2 separate regions of the Homo sapiens genome follow, and region 1 is linked to region 2. A link is a loop called in an ENCODE intact Hi-C map of the cell type or tissue named here. Cell type or tissue: gastrocnemius medialis. All regions are shown on one strand. Each heading gives the region's core, and the rest is flanking DNA. Links, peaks and the distances in the headings are about the cores only.

Region 1 (8,380 bases), core at 1-8,000, 300 kb after region 2:
TTTTACATTCACCCTTTCTGTTTGTTTCTTTCCTTATAAGTACCTTCAAATTTTCCTAGATCAACATAAAGAAACCCAAAATATAATCCTTCAACCTTCAGGCTTTATTTTCAAGCTATATTTCCTTCTCATTCTTTCCCTTTATCACTTGTCTTCTCAAACATCTGTGTATATGAACATTTACATTTATTTTAAAATAGTAAAAACATTGTAGGGAAAAATATTAGTTATCAGAAATGCATTCTTAATACTGTCTTCAATTTTCGTTTACTCCTCACTCCCATGATGATCTCTAGTTTGTAGCAACCCGTAATCCAAGCTGCTGTTCCATACACAAATATGGCCCTCCAGAAGTCAAATTCATTTCAAAATGCAATCGGATTTTTCACAAACTTAACAAGCTGATTTTGTAACTTAAATGAAAGAGCAAAAGATTAACAATATCCAAGACATTTCCAGAGAAGAAAACTTCTCTAACAGATGATAAAATTTTAATGAGGCTATGGCAACGAAGGCATTTTGGTATGAGCACGGAGATAGATAAAGTAAACCTATGAAACATAGTGAGTCTTGGAAGAAATCATTGAAATATACAGATTCAGCTTATATACCACAGTGTATTTCTCTTGCTTATAACAGCTTGTGCTTTTTCCATGGTCTTATAGGGTTATGGCACACTCCAGAAAAAAAATACCATGTGTATTTTGTAAGTGATGGACAGGGGTCTGGGCTGGTACTGGCGTTATGGTCCTCTGGTTGGAGTGAGGACTTAGAGATTTCTGGTAATAAATGGAAAGTGGGCTCAAGTCCATTTCACTGGGGGTTCAATGGGTCTGTAGACTCAACCTGTGGTTATTTCCACCTTTCTAGAATTTACAACTGGGAAAGATAGCTGTGGATAAGACCCTCATATTTGCTTCTGGGCCTTTCAGAAAAAGGGTTGTTATGAAAGGAATGGACACATTTAATCAGATGTAGCCCAATTACACCTGCTTTACCAGATGTAATATCTTTGCTGGAGCAGATCAGCATAGCCTCTGGTATTGTTTGACAACACATTCTTCATTTCTTGAGTAGAGAAGTATAATAACACAGTTTACTTTATACAGCAAGGCAGTATACATTCACTGTTTTGCTTTAGAGTTTTCATGCTAACTCTCTTATTTGTCATAAAAAGGGAACTGACAATACTATCACTTTACTTGAACTCTGTTTGCTTGGAAAACAGTGATAGTTAAGAAACTCCCACGTAGCCTTCTAGTAAACAACTTACAGCAAAGAACCACTCTTTTCCAAATGACTTGGATAAGACTCACGGAAGACCCTTTGCTTACCTATGACAAGGCCAGACACATATCTTCCAAATTCCCTTTCTTTGCTTAATAACTGAGTAGCTAAACTGTTTGTCCCATTCACTAACTTGTTTTGACCAAACTTTAGTCAGCAACCCCCCACTCAGGTCCCTGAATTGTAACTTGTCCCTGAAATTAAACAAGCATCAAATGCAAAAGCAACCTTTTATACGCCCCCTTCTAAGAACTGGCTGACTACAGAGAAAAACATTTGCGGATCAACTTTTCCATCAAGTCGGCTGCTCATCCACTTCCCTACACCACATTCTTCCTAGCTCTGTTTACTCCTCCTTATAAAAGAAAAGCATTTTGTGCCCGACCCTTAAGATCTTTACAAGTCTTATGGTAGATCTTATGGTGAGAACATTCTCTGTATTACAGTAGTCCCCCTCTCCTTATTACAATAATCTTCTTAAATAAAATCCTATTTATCTAAGTCTGGATTTTTAAAATTGGCAGTACAAAGTATGCAAATACTGGTAACTCACATTAATGTTCACTATAGGATATAACGCTTTTGAGGAGATCCCCAACAACCAAGGGATTAGAATGACTCATCCTCTGCATGTCGGCCAGCCTCTCTCTTGATCACCTCAATATTTATACAGTGGGTATAAAGCTTCCATTTTGGTAGGAATGAACACTCTATGAGCAGAGCATCCATTTTGGTAGGAATAAAAATCATTTATGAGCTCAAGATCATAGGCTGTCTCTCACCAGGGCTGACTTGGCAGCTGCCGCTGCTGATGTGTAGGTACTGGCAACAAAGACCAATGCTGACCCCTTAATACACCACCATTCCTCAGGAATGCCAGCAAATGGCTCGGTGGAAGTTCTACTGCATCTTGGAGGGAACAGCAATTAGTTCTTGCCAGAGGTGTTACATATTCTAACTATAGGTTTTCCCAGCCTGCCTACAGTGCTGTCAGTAGAACTCCCATCTAAAGAATTGCAGAATCCCTGATCTTTTGACATGATATCACATACAACATTATCTCAGAATAAGAAACCAATTTTAGACAAATGAGCTACAACCTTAAGGGCAGAGAGGAAACATGTCTAGAACCCAGAGGATTCACCACACATATTTGATGCTGCTGTGCCCATTGATAACTATACATAGGCAATAACACCAAATATGGCCCAACAATAATAAGGCCAGTAAGAAATCAGACCTATTGGGGTTGAACATCTGGATGATCCCAGTAGGGTGACTAATTCACCCCAATTTGCCTTGGACTTTGCCAGCTTTTAGCACTGAAAGTCTTGCATTCAAGAAACCCCTTTGTGTAGGCAAAATAAAGTTTGAAACTGAATCTTGCATCCCAGAAACATCTCAATTGCAAATTGGGATGAGTGGTCAACTTACCCCAACAAGGAAACAACTCAAATCATTTAAAGGGCTGGCCACAAGTGAGAAAATCTAGAATGGATGGTAGAGGAGGGAGATGATGAATATAATTGATAACTTAGAATCAGTTGTAACAGCATGAACTTTATTAACTTCCCTTCAAATCTTTGCAGCAGATTACATCCATCTTTAAAGACTGGACTTGCACATCATCTCTTGGGGAAGAAGTAATGAGGTGGGCACTATTATTATAACAGTTTTACAGGTGATATAAGTGATACTGAGAGATTATGTAAATTGCCAAAGATCACAAAGCTAAATATTTGAATACAAGTCTCCCTGATTCCCAGTCCTGGAGCTCTTTATCACTATGTCATACTGCTATGTATGTATGCTCATGTCCCCAACTAAACTATAAATTCCTAGGGAGAAGAATGCATATCTCATTTATTTTTGAATTAAATAAGTTACTAAAGTGTTATCACAGCATATAATAGTATTAAATGTTAACTCCCATCTTGTGTATACCTCACTTCACCTTGCCATTATTTTATTTTGTTGAACGTAAGAACATGCTGTTAACTTCTTAATTTAAAATTACTTGAAGAAAATAAAAACTTCTAATACCTATTCATGTTAAGGTAATAAAAATCAACATAAACAGGAAAAAGGATATCATTTTTATTCTCTAAACTGGCACTATTCAACAGGAGTTTCAGGAATGCTGGAAGTATTCTGTCCATGCAGTTCAATATGGTAGCTACTAGCCACATGTGTCTATTGAGTACTTGAAACGTGACATGCAACTGAGTGATTGAATTTTTTATTTTAGATAATTTAAATTTATATAGCCACATCTGGCTAGCAGCTACCATATTGGAAAGCACAGGTTTAAATTCTATAAATTATAAAACTGTGTAACAAGTGATACAAGTTGCAGCTAAAGTCATTGATCAAATTATTCCAATAATTTTCAATTCTGATGTGACTCTAGCTTCTATCTGAGCTTTGTTTTGACTGTATCTCTTCCAATGATTTCTTCATGGAATTTATAGTCATTCATTACTGGGAATCCTGCCAGGCACCTAAGAGGGTGGGTTCACACGCTGCCCTACTTCTCAGCTTTCTGTTTTCCTCACTGCCTTCTTGGCCTCTCGGTGACTCTTTCACCATGAACTACAATGATATTTACCGTACCATCTAGATGCTCTCTGTATGCCAAGAACTGGTGCTGGGAACATTTGAACCAGAGGACAAGGGAGAGAGAGGAGGAGGCCAGAGTGGCATAAAAATAGGAGATGAGGTGGGCTGGATTTTTCTCATCCTGATTGCCAAAGCCAATGCTTTGCCAGGACCTTGTTTCATTCTACAGAGTGGCAAGGCTCCAGCTGATTGCAGTCTAGCTGATACATGGGGCAAAGTCAAAAGTGGAAAAAAATAAAAAAGGGAGAAAAGAAAGAAATATAAAGTATAAAAGATGGACTAGGATAGACAAGGGCTCAGTCAGGGCATCCGCTGAGGCTCAGACTCAGAGCAGGCTGACCCAAAGAGGATGGACAGTCTCATGTGACGTTCCTGTGGCCAGGGACCATTCGTGAGGATAGGTTGCTTGCTGAAGAGTCTACTAATCTAGATGTCAATGGGAGTCTTCAGGATATGCATACCTACAGACTTCCCCCTATCTAGAGATTTATGTGTTCCACCGGGGGTAAACTGTCTGATAAACTGAGCTCCCCAAACCCACGTGAAGGAAGGCTAAAACGCTGTTAGGGAATACATGCCACACAAGCAACTGTTTATGTCCTCAGTTAATAACTAAACCTGAAAACATGTGTGTCACTCCTTGGGCAGTGAGGCATCTCTTCAAGGGTTGAACAAATAGGTCTTCCTTAGTATGCTGTGCCATGCACCCCCATTATCTTTTCAAATAATCAACGGGAGATTTATATCTGGCCACTATCTTCAATCTCAGCTTCAGTACCCAAAGGGGAAAATGTCTTGGAATTACAATGGGCATGCTGTTATAATTGGTATTGATCGGTTGATTTATTAATTTCTACTGCTTTTTAATACCATTGCTCTTAGACTATTATCAGCCAGTACAGAATTACTGCAATATTTTAACAACCCATAAATTTGCTAAACCTGACGTTCCCATGGGAGTATCAGTCTTGAAGGCATGTAATGGCTTTCTTGCTATTAGTTTCCCACTATTTTGTCTTTGACACAATTTCTTTTCTCTCCCAGGCACTGTAAATTGTTTTAAAATCTTGCTTGCTTCTGTGTCAATTGAATTCACACGAGAATGGTACTTATTAGCCAGAGCCTGATAATTGAATAATTAATATTTTGAGTGATTTCTGGTTATCGCCCAGGGTTTACTAGTAAGGAAGCCAGTCGGAAGAACAGTGATTTGACTAAAGACTTAGTGAAGATTTGCACTCTGACCCCTTGAGCAACATATGTTACTTGTGGCATGGGCAAACAGAACTGGACTCTGCTGAGGTAGGATTCAAAAGAAGGTTAGGATGTTCATTGATAAAGTCAAGTAGAGTAGAAGTCTCACTCTAGGTATCTGGGAGGAAGTATTTATTTATTTATTTATTTATTTATTTATGTAAATTAGTGAAATTTACCAAAGGACTTAGGGAGAATCATGGAAGCCAAATGCTGGAGTAAGAGCTATTAACGTCATTTAGTTAGAGTTCTAGATAACAATTTCCAGTATTAAGGTCCCCCCTACTAAGCCTAGCTAGGAGCTAAGTGACTATCTCCACTCTGGCCTGAAATTCTTGTTTTTACTCTCAGCCCAGCAGATTCCTTTCTGTGACCTGATGACATTCTGTACTGGGATGCAGCTTCTTTGTTTCTGGGCCTTTATGACTATTTACAGAGCCCTCAGCCTTCCCATCTGTAAATGCTCAAAGTTCACTCCAAGTGCAGTCTCTAGAGTCCTCTGTTCCTCTACAGTGTGCTTGGCTAAATGCTCTGCCTATTATTTTATTGTGAACCCCAGGAATGAAGTATTTTTTGTTGGCCTCCTGAAGTCCTCTTTAACCTGAGAGTTCACTGGGCACAGCCCTTTCCCTGCCTGGATTCTTGGCCTCTTCAGAGTTCTATCCTGCCAGCTAGATCTGCTCTCTCAGACACATACTCAAGATAGGAAGTGTTACCCAGTGACTCAGCTTCCTTTGGTAGTATGAGCAAGTTACTCACTAGGGTTTGACTTGAAGCACCCCCTCCCTATTTCAGGGAGACCTTGACATTTAGTTATATAACTACACATTCTACCAGCATTAACAGCCCAGCAAACTTATTATTACAGGTACAAGGAATATTAACTGCTGAACAGATTGTTTTTTGGCTCCAGATGAAAGATGTAATGTGGTAGTGATAGCTTATGAGGGGTTATTTGTGTCAACTGATAGGTCCTATAATTAGATACCTGAAAACAAACTCACTCTTGTGGCCAAATATTTTGAGAAATTAACCAATGTTGTCTCTCTCTATAATATTTTCTCTCAGATTTTCTGAATCTGCTTTCATTCTCAAGTGAGGTCTGTGGAAGGGCAAAAGGCCATGCTATCTGAGAAAAAGTCATTTCCTGCTTTTGGTTTTCAAAATGTTAAACCTTAGGGATTAAAAAACGTTTCTAATGAAAGTAAAATGGCTTAGTTAAAAAGAAGAAAAAGGAGGGAGAAGGATCTTTCATAGACTAGCAAGAGATAACCACTGTCGGGGAGAGGGAAGCAGAAAGGACTATGTCCAGTGATTCAGTCAGTTCAGGCTGCTATACAAAATTACCATAGACTGGGTGGCTTAGACAATACATACTGATTTCTCACATCTGAAGGCTGGGAAGCTGAGGATAAAGGTGTCAGCATATACACTGTCTAGTGAGGGCCCCTTCCTGATTTGCAGATGGCCATCTTCTCATTGTGTCCTCACATGGCAGAGAAGAGAGAGAGCAACTCTCTCATGTCTCTTCTTATAAGGGTACCAATCCCATTATGAGGTCTCCATTTTCATGACTTAATTACCTCCCAGAAGCCCTACTTCCTAATACCATCAAATTCAGGGTTAGAATGTCAACATATGAATTTCTGTGAGACACAAACATTTAGTCCATAGCATCCAATATACTGGGTGACCCTGGGGAGGCAGTAAAAAGAGTGGCTGCATGGTATACCTGCACCAGGAATCTCAAACACCTACTATGGTAAATTAAAGTCAGGTAATATAAACAGTTGAAAAGGGCCTGGTGTTAAAAAAAAAATCTTGCAATGATTATAACAATGTCAATATCAACTGGCTCCCTGCCTCAGCTTTGGGGAGATAATGAGGTTGGATGGGTCTGTAGCAAACAAGAGAGGTAAACAGGCACCCACTTCTCAGCTTTTGTGGTTGTTGACACATGAAGAGGTGGTCCATTATTGCTAGATATTCTTATTTTCAAGAGAAGGCAGAAATGTTGATATTTTTAGTGAACTCTCCTGACTTTTAAGAGTTGGCTTAAATGATTTTAAAACATAGAGTGAGCCAAACAAAACACATCTGCAGGCCAGATGTAGATTTTTATGCCAATGATTTGCAACCTTTAGTCAAGACAGGACCACAGGCCACTTCAGCAAAGATTCTTCTGAGGGTGGCACAGAAGCAGCAGAGGGCTTTGAAAGGGTTGGCCTGATGGAGTCATGCAGATAGGGGCCATAGTAACTTGCAAACTGATGACCAAGGACCAGAAGACACCTTCATTGCCAATGTTTTGGCCCCGTGGCCTAACTCTAGGGGTGAGCAAGAAGTAGGAATTCTAATACACAATTAGCTCTAAAGATAATTGTTTCACCAGCCACGCGGGATGAAGGTTGAACACAGACATTGATTTGGGTTATGGAGAAAAGGCTGTGATAATTTTTGCACACAAGAATTTGTGGACTGAGATTTACACTTGCTATGTCCAATGACTTGTCAAACACTGCAAACAATTCCTCGGTGAGCACAACATGACTTCCAGCACCCCACCTATCAGGTATTCTCTGCATTTCTTTAATATTCAAGCCATCTAATGAGCTGGGTACTATGCTGTGAACTTTGTTATAGAGGAAGGGATTCTATTCCATGGAGAATCTAAACAGATAGTTGCCATACATTTTTTAGCAGTTTTATTGAGGTCTAATTATTATTTTTTTTTTTTTTGAGACAGAGTGTCGCTCTGTCACCCAGGCTGGAGTGCAGTGGCATGATCTTGGCTCACCACAAGCTCCACCTCCTGGTGAGAGGTGACAACATGCTGGCGGCCCTAGCTCGCTCTCAGCGCCTCCTCGGCCTTGGCGTCCACTCTGGCCATGCTCGGGGAGCCCTTCAGTCTGCCACTGCACTGTGGGGTGGCCAAGGCCGGAGCTGACTCCCTCAGCTTGCGTGGAGGTGTGGAGGGAGAGGTGCGGGCGGGAACTGGGGCTGCGCGTGGCAATTGCGGGCCAGCACAAGTTCCAGGTGGGTGTGGGCTCGGCGGGCCCACACTGGGAGCAGCCAGCCAGCACCACCGGCCCTGGATAGTGAGGGGCTTAGCATCTGGGCCAGCAGCTGCGGAGGGTGTGCCGGGTCCCCCAGCAGCACTGGCCTGCTGGCACTGTGCTTGAATTCTCACCGGGCCTCAGCTGCCTCCCCGCAGGGCAGG
Region 2 (8,815 bases), core at 755-8,754:
GCTAAAAAGAGATAAGTTCATAGTGACTGCCACTAACTTTTTAGAATCCTGGGGTGCAACACCTCTGCATTTCTTGCCCCATTGCCTCTGCCCTTGTCCTGCCTTGCCCTCACCCCCAAGAAAAGCATGCACCCACTCTTCCTTGACAGTTAGGGTTCATTGTTTTCCTCAACTACATGGAAGAGTAATCTCCCTCCAGAATCCTTTCCTGATTAGCCATCTGCCTATGCTGGCCTCACATCTATGCTTATTTTCAATATTTTTTTGTAATTACTTCCTTGTTCTATTTTTGATCTTGAAATGGATTATAAAACTACTCTAGGAAAATTCTTTTTCTTGTACATCCAAAATATCAAGGTTAGTTATATGTATTAACATATAACTAAGTTTTTGAGATTATAAGGCCCTAAATAATAATAAAACCAATGATAATGATGATAATTGCAAAGTTAGTAACAATAATAGCTCTGCTATTTCGTGTTAAACTTTTTTTGTATCATCATGTCAGGTGCTTCACATGATTAACGAATTTAATGCCCTCATCAGTCCTATGAAATAAGTACTATTATTTCCACTTTACAGATTTAAGGAAAAATATAGAAGTTCAGAGAGGTAGGTAGCTTAATAAAGGTCACACAATTGATCCTGGTGTGTCTATCTCTAAACTGGATCTGCATCATATTTATATATGGCCTATACCACTTAATTTCTGAGAAGCAAAGTAGGTAAATCTGTGGTTTAGATACAGTTAAGAATTTATAGATTATTATGATGCAGTCCTAAGCCAGAAATCTTACAATTTGGTGGAGTAAATATTAAAAGAAATAGATTTTAAGACACAGCATAAAAAATAGAAGGTGCCACATGAAAGATCAAAATAATTTAGAACTGTACTTCCAGGTGTATTGATGGTTACAAGGCTCCCTGGAGGTAGCTGGTTTAAAGCTGAACTATTGAAATTGTTTCATTAGGTGGAGAAAAGTTGTGATAATAAATTTTCAGAAGAGTCCAGAAAATTTTCAAAGAAATAAAAATATTCTAATATTACATTAATTTAATATTGAGCCTTAACTTAAAATATTGAGCCTTTTTAATATTGAGCATTATCTCCTATAGTGCTACCACAGGAGATATTTGGTGGCTCTGACTTTATGGTTCTTCTCAGGAAGTGGGTTATGTGATGAGAGGATTTTTAACTCTTGCAAGAAGCTCTGTTTTCATTTTAAAGTGAGTTTATTCATGAAGTCATATATCAAGCAGTATACTTTGGGCACTATTTTAGGTGCTGGGGAAATAGTTACGGACAAGATCAAGTTTCTACCCTCAAGCAGCCTTCAGTCTAGTGGGGAAAGAATGGAGTAAACTAGTAAAGAAATAAAATTTTAAAGGACTTCTAGATAGTGATAGTGACCAGAAGAAAATCCAGCATAGTAAAAGGATAAAGAGAAGATGGGAAAATCATCTTTACGTAGGTGGTCTCCTGAGATGGCCTATTTGAAAAGGTAATATTTAAGCTAAGACCTGAACAGTGAGAGGATTGAGAGCACCATGCAGACGACTCCAGGAAGAGTAGTTCAGGAAGAGTGATTGACCAGCGCAAGGGCCAGAATGAGCTTGGCATATCTGAGAAGTAGAAAAGAGCCTGGGTCTCAAAGGATGGTGGGAGATGAAGCTCAGGAGCTGGAGTTGAGAAAGGGCCAAGTCACATAGACTGCAGACCAAGGAATGGAGTTGCACATATGAGCAAACATTTGCAAGGACGTGCACGTGTCTTAATTGGGGATGGGAATGCAATGAATGACCATTATCTCTGGCTAACACAGTCTTGGAAAAACTGTTGTATGAAGAGAAACAGGAATTACTACATAGGTAAAAGTTTCATAGGAGATAAATTATTACATTTAGGTGAATTTTAGATAAGCCAAGTTTACCTGGATAAAAGTGAAAGGGGCTCAGGTATTATTTAAATTTGTAAACTCAATGTTTTCAGCAAAAATTGTCATGGAATAATTGACTCTAATCTTGGCCATTTGAAGATATGTACACTGATTTCTGATAATGGTGTCATCATGCAACCTAGTTTCTGCATGGATGAAGCAGAAAAGACTACAGAAACAACTATATTTTAGCCTCCAGAGACCACAGATGTTTCCTTGTTTATTGTTCCCAAATCCCAGTAGCTATTGGGATTAGGGATAGCAATCCCTGGCAACATCAACCCGCTCCCCTTAAAAGTAGACGTAAATTACTCTGCCATTTTCCATGGTAATTATATTCCCTATGATTTATTTTTATTATCCTAAGAGATCTAAATGAATCATATCACTACATTTTAAATCTCTGTTAGTTGGACACTGCTTCCTTTAAGGGGTAGGAGGTTGAGGGCTGTGATTTGGAGAAAGAATACAGAATAGCTTACTGAAAAGACTCTTTTTAAATTGAGTAAACAAGCTCAATATTTATTTGTTAGGAATGATGGAAAAAATGGCCTTCCCTCATACTTAAGAAGTTAATAACAACAAGTATAGATTCTTCTATTTCTGGTTCAGGTTAAAAGCCGCCCATAAAAAACATTACCTGGCCTTGGACTGAGTGTGTACTAGAAGGATGACAATCATGTTGTCCCCAAGGCAGTTGGATGTGTTGTTGTAGGAGCCAGAAGCTTACTTTTGAGTGCTCCTGGCAACCTCCAAATAGAAAACCATTGTGCTACTGGTATTACAGGGTGTGGAGGATTATAGATGACTTATGTGCTATTTAAGCAATGCATTCTATCTTATCATGTATATATGTGGGTATGATGACCACCATACTATCGGATTATTGCAGAGTGTGAGGTAGTGTGCGGTTTTTAAGTGCGTGTGTGTGAGAGAATAAATGCTTGAATATCTGCAATAAGTATTAGAGAGCACTCCTGAAATATAAGCCACTTCCTGACCTGGGCATATTAACCAAGAAGCAAACCTATTAAAAGTATGAGAGCATTCGATTTTCTACAATAATAGTACACATTTGTTGACATGAACTAGATTCAGGAAGGGAATACAGAAAGAGCAGGCAGACATTGGGCCTATTTAATTAACTTGGGGCTTATGATCACCCTTCAGAAGAGGATGCTAAGGATGCCTTCTCCAGAGCCAAGAGGCCTCTCCTTGTGCCTTTATTTGGCTTTCCTCCTCTCATTGGTGACCCATCATGTTAGGAAAAAAAAAAAATCTCTCAAAAGTGTAAATGTTATTCTTTCTGTGGGTGATGTCATAATTTTAGTGGCCCAAGCATTTGTTACTAAAATAGTACTTAGCAACACATAATCATTATTTTCTCCTCTTAAAATTCTGAGTGTGTTTGTTCTGATGAAGTCAGGAGACACATTTTTCAGGGAGGTAGGAGTAAGAGCTTAAAAACACGAAGTAATGCCTGGAATAATCTCTTGACTTGTGTTCCTTAAATAAGCAAGAAGACAACTAAATTTTCCTTCCTGTGGCGACAGCTCTGGCGGAGTAAAAAAAAATTTTTGAAATATAGTGCTAAAGGAAGTGGTTTTCATGCAACTGTGCATCTTATACTCTTCGTTAATGTGGTAGATACCATTTGCTTGGCTTCATTTGACTTGTCTTTCTCATGTTTTTGCTTGTAAAGTGGGTGAGAAAAGTTCGACCAAAGAAACCTGTGCACTGACCAATCAATAGTTATGTTTCTAAAGTTCCTGTTAATCATTTCAGGAAACATCTTGGGCTCCTTTTTAATTACATCCTACCTAATATAAAAACTGTAAAGGTATCTCTGTATACCTATACCATCTTGTAGAAAATAGCTATATATTTCTTAAAATTTGTAATTTGATTTGAATCCTCATATTTTGAAGAGACTTGAAGCTTAACAAGAGCTTATTTTTTAAAAAACATATTCTGTATTTTAAAATTTCTAATTACTATTTTAAATAATGAAAATAGCTGTAATTTATCAAAGGCCTGATCAATGTTAGGATAATTCTCATGAAGTCATTTATTATCATAATTCCACAAGGTAGACATTTTAAGTTTGCAGGAACCTGAGACTAGGAAAAAATTGTCCAAAATCTTATGCCTAATAACAGATTCTAAAGCCTGTCTTTATGTCTAATAGCCAAGGCCATGGGAAATTACACTTAATCTTTTCCTGCCCTGATTCTTCTAAAAAGTGTGTGGGTCATGTGCAGGCCATTGCACCAAGTTGGTTGTCAGGGGGAGGTGGGTATGCCCTGTTGCCAAGAGCAGCCAACAACAAAGGCAGCAGGGCAAGGTTGCAGCAAAGACCAAGGTTGCAACATCAATAACTACTGCCAGTGGAAACTAGCCCATGTGTCATACTTGGTATGTATATATCTGTTGCCAATAACCCCAAAGTAGACAGTGTTTTCCTTTTAGTCACTGAGTAATCTAGTCATAAACAAAACAGATTTACTTCATCGGCTGCTTCTTTCATCATGGGAAGGAAAATGCCCAAAGTTATGCCACATATCGTCTAAGCATACCTTCTTTCTAACAATTAATTTTGGCTGCCTTCTATGAATCTGATATTGGTGCCAAACATTCCCTTTCCCACAAGTTCAAGAGTAATCAAGAAAAGTTGACACCTTCTAGTGTCCACGTGGGCTTCTTGGTATTTAGGGACCTTGGCAAATTATTTACAGCTTCTTTCAGACGAGCCTTCCAGAGCTTTGTAAGAATAAACAAACTTCAAAGGTCTCCGAAGGGGAAAAACTGTCCTGGCTAAGTCTATAATTTAGGCTATCTTTAGAGAGTACAACTCCATAAAGAGAGAGGTCCAAGAAACCAGCTTCTTTTATACAATTAACTTTTTCTTTACTTAATTGTAAAGACTAAATGACAAGTAGGAAAGTGCTTTTGCAGAAGCGTGGGAGTCTTAAAGCTGTAGAAGGAAGAAACACTGTGCATGGGAGTAAGTATGTGGGTGGGAGTTATAGATTACTGCTCTTTTGCTAGTCTAGAATAACTATGCATAAACATCTTTATAGTAGTAACTTGAACAGAATCGTTAAACTTCTATTAAAGGCACTTGATACATCATTCAAAATAAGCACAGGTTACCTTATATCCAGAAACAGAAAAAAATCATTTTACATCCAGCCAAAAAAGATTTTAAAAGAGCCTTTGATTTTTGACAAAACAAGTGATAATAAAATTAAATTTTTATTTTATTTTCAAATATTAATCCAAAAGCCGACATGCTGTACTTCTTGAAGTTATCAAAGATAAGCTGGCTAGCTTTGTCTGTAGATATCATACCCTTAAAAGATTAAGCCCAGGAAGTGAATGACAGTAACACCAAAGACTGCAACAGCAAGAGCATAGTACTAATGATCAGTCAGAGATTTCTTCCGACCCTGCCTTTAGAGGCTATGTGATGGACACCTTGCCACTTAACACAAATAGTCACTATTTCATGCAACTAGTAATAGAATTCTGTCCTTACAAATGAAGAAGAATTCAATGTGCACATGTAGTACAAATACTGTGAAGACTTTCAACTATAATGTGAGACATTTGAATTCAATAAAAAAGGGAGAGAGCAATAAAATAATTATAATTGTTTATCTGTTTAGATTCACCAGATACACACTCTCATTTTTCTCATTCACTAAATTTTGCACATTTATATTATTTACTTAGTTGATCATAATTATTTACCATTTCATATTCATTGTCCTTGTTATACTGCATATTTCAAGAGGCTTCAGGTCTAGTTTTTCTTACCATGTAGCCTCAGACTCTAGGAAAGACTGGAATTATGCCAGGTGCTCAGTGACTATTGTAGACTGGATAGGAAAGTTGATAGCAATAAGGTTTAGAATGAAAATGCAGCAGTAACTGGTGAGCTGGTGACCTATGGCCAGAAAAGTTTGAAAAAGGAAAAGAATGCTCCACATTGTCTAAAAACACATTCATTACTGGGAGGGCTCGATGGAATCAGGCCCTGTCAGCAGTTACTCATTGCTAAGCCCATTGCAGAAACATGGGCATTCAGATCCATCCAGGTGGGGCCAGGAGGGTCAACTGGACTGACGGCACATTCACGAAGGCCATAAACTAAGATGTCTAGCATTATCTTCAAATGAGTTTCAAGTGAGGTATGTTCTGCTAACTTGTTTGTGTTTATAATTTAACTATGTTAATTTATTGAACGAATTTATAAAATATATTGAATGTACAGAATAGCTTTTGTTGAATACACATAATTACATGTATGAGTATGTAACTGGTGAAGATATGTATATCTTCAAAAGGAAGTGGCCAAGGACACACTTTATCTCTCAGAGGCTCTGATGTCACTCTCAAGGGGGTGCTTATAATCACAATTTCTTAGCAAGAGACAGGGTATAGAATTTTAAACAAACAGCAAACTAAGCATTTTAGAATATGTAGGATTCTCCTTTGTGTGATCTTAACTCTTTGTCTTATCTGTTTTTAATCCTATGGACCACTAATGCTTACCCGGCATAAAGTGAAACATATTTTGGTTGCCTAAGAAGCACCACTTCCAAGCATGTGCATGACAAAATGTACCACCTTGCACCACCAGTTTAGCTATCCACAGCTAGTCCTAACTCCCTCATTTCTAGATGCATATGGGCACCAGCCTACCCAAATCTAATTCTATATGAGATCGAGTTTCCTGCAGATAATTCTGTTTCTATTGAGCCAAATAAACTTTACTTGCCAAAGGAAAAAATGGAACAGGTCAATGGATTGCTACCTATTCTGGTTAATTTCCATTTCCTAAACTCTAGCTTCTTGCAGAGTTTAGGCAAGAAGCTGGCAACCTTGGCTGCGCTTTGAAATCATCTAAGGGGCTTAAAAAAGATACAGACGCTTGGATGCCCCTCCCAGAAATTTTGATTTAATTTGTCTGAGTTGCAGCCGGCCTATCCAAAATGTAGTCAGGGTTAAGAACCACCGCCCTAGTTTCAGTCTCCTCATTATGAGCATGGGGTCATAATTACCTCACATACCTCTTGTTTTAAGTTCAAGGAGATAATGTGTGACCTTAGAGTCCTTAACACTTTCATTACTCCTTTGCTTCATGAAAGACAAATAAAAAGGAAGGACATGGGGTTGGCAAGTCTGGGAAGGTGAGGAGGAGGGATCCTTCTGCAGAGTTCTTCCAATGAGCAGTTCATTAGGGTTAACAAGCTATCCTTTGTTAAAGCAAACGCTCTTGAGGGATTAAGCCTCATTCTCGCCTTAGTGTGAATGACTTTAATCAGATAATCTCCTATCACCTAGTTGAGGATTTGTTACCGAAAGCCTAGGGGAGGCAAAGAGAGAGAGTTGCAAGGCCAGTTTGGGATTCACTGAGGCAAGCCAAGGAAGCCTCAGCCTCTAGGAAAGAAACCTGACATGTAGTAAGCTTTCCATAATGACAGCATGAAAAATCTGAACAACAAACTTTCTCCTCATGTTGCTAGGACAATATTTGTTAAAAGTGTTTTTCTGATCAAGCCTCTTGTCTGTCCAATAGCCTTTCATGACTTTTTTTCTGACTTTCTTTCTGCCATGAAGCTCTTAACAAGTATCAGGTAGTTTTACCATTTGCCAGCTGCTTGGGAGTCCGTGAGGAGCAAGGCCTTGCCCAGTCCTATCCTCCTTGCCATCTGCTTGGCACATGGTAAGCACGCAGGGTTTGTTGAATTTAACTGAATGGTTTCATTTGCTACGCTCTTTTCCAACTGTGATTTTTCCCTCACGTCTGTCCCCAACCGCTAGACTATGAACACCTTGCAAAAGACTTAATAACTTCTTTATCCCCAGTGCCAAGCACAGCCCTTGGCACATAATCAGCAGTCAATGACTATGTGTTAAATGTATTAAGGAACAATAGCCAGTGTACTGATGCCTAAGTTAATATATTAAAATTAATTTATGACTGTACTGCTCAGTTCCCACTCTTTTGGACAAGGCAAAGAGGAAAGAAGAGAAAAAGAAACAGATATATGAAACTCCCACCATTTATTAATGGGACAAATGTTGTTCTTATTCAAAGGTCTCTTTAGAACATCTTTCGAGACATGATTTGAAGGTAATTTCAGGAAACTCAGATAGGCAAGAAGGAATAAGAGGAGCTAACAAAAGATCCACAGAGAGAACTCACACAATGGAATGAAAAGAGAGGGATGTGGAATATCATAGAAACCAAAGGAAAGGAACCTCAAGAATACAATGAGTAAGTAGATAGATACAGCCAACATTTAGGAACATTGACACTGCTATTGGCATTGTCAAAGATTGGTTTACCTTTAGAAATAAATAAGACAATGGCCATATTTTTTCATATTTGTTTTCTATATGGAACAGTGTTACTACGTAGAAATGTTTGGGTTACAGTACATAAAACAGTTTCACTACGACATTTATATTAAAAGCCCTATTAGATACTATTTTTAAAAGATTGCAAGGGAATTCTGGGCTAAATAACAACACAGAATTTTATGAAATGGTAGAAAGTGTTTTACAATATTACATGTAATTACATATTATAAGCATAAATAGATAATATGTCAATTTTGATCTTCTGGCTGTATTCTATATTTATTTTTATATCCGTTTAGTTTATTGAAAGACCACGATTGCATATTTACTTGTCTTTAACAACAGTCCATAGTAGAAGGTACGCATACATCCCAGGTAGAGTGTTTATAAATATATTACACATTAGACAGATGAATTCAGGAGCTTGGGGTACTGGCTGTGAAACACTGTGGGGCAGGAGGCTTGTCCTCTTGTTAGCTGCAAGGCTTTGGTCAAGGGCCAACTCT

Evidence for each region. Peaks named below come from ENCODE experiments on the same cell type or tissue, not always from the same donor. Only the 100,000 strongest peaks of a DNase experiment are listed, where the experiment ranks them.
Region 1: it touches region 2 in a loop (1.9-fold over the local background); 1 of 110 quality-filtered maps calls a loop at or near these places.

Annotation. Positions count from the first base shown.
Region 1 is chr3:152,551,301-152,559,680 of GRCh38, forward strand. No RefSeq gene overlaps it. Among named protein-coding and RNA genes, the nearest start is that of P2RY1, 280 kb to the right of the region's middle. In gastrocnemius medialis, for the core only: no CTCF peak of the experiment used is centred there; DNase peaks (open chromatin) are centred at 3,951 and 4,238; H3K27ac peaks cover 3,538 bases.
Region 2 is chr3:152,254,295-152,263,109 of GRCh38, forward strand. It overlaps MBNL1-AS1 (MBNL1 antisense RNA 1), which reads right to left. Exons shown (of 2, transcript NR_027038.1): 2 at 8,322-8,815. It also overlaps a transcript of MBNL1 not described here. Among named protein-coding and RNA genes, the nearest start is that of MBNL1, 10 kb to the right of the region's middle. RefSeq lists an enhancer at 6,815-7,504. In gastrocnemius medialis, for the core only: no CTCF peak of the experiment used is centred there; a DNase peak (open chromatin) is centred at 4,267; H3K4me3 peaks cover 448 bases; H3K27ac peaks cover 4,084 bases.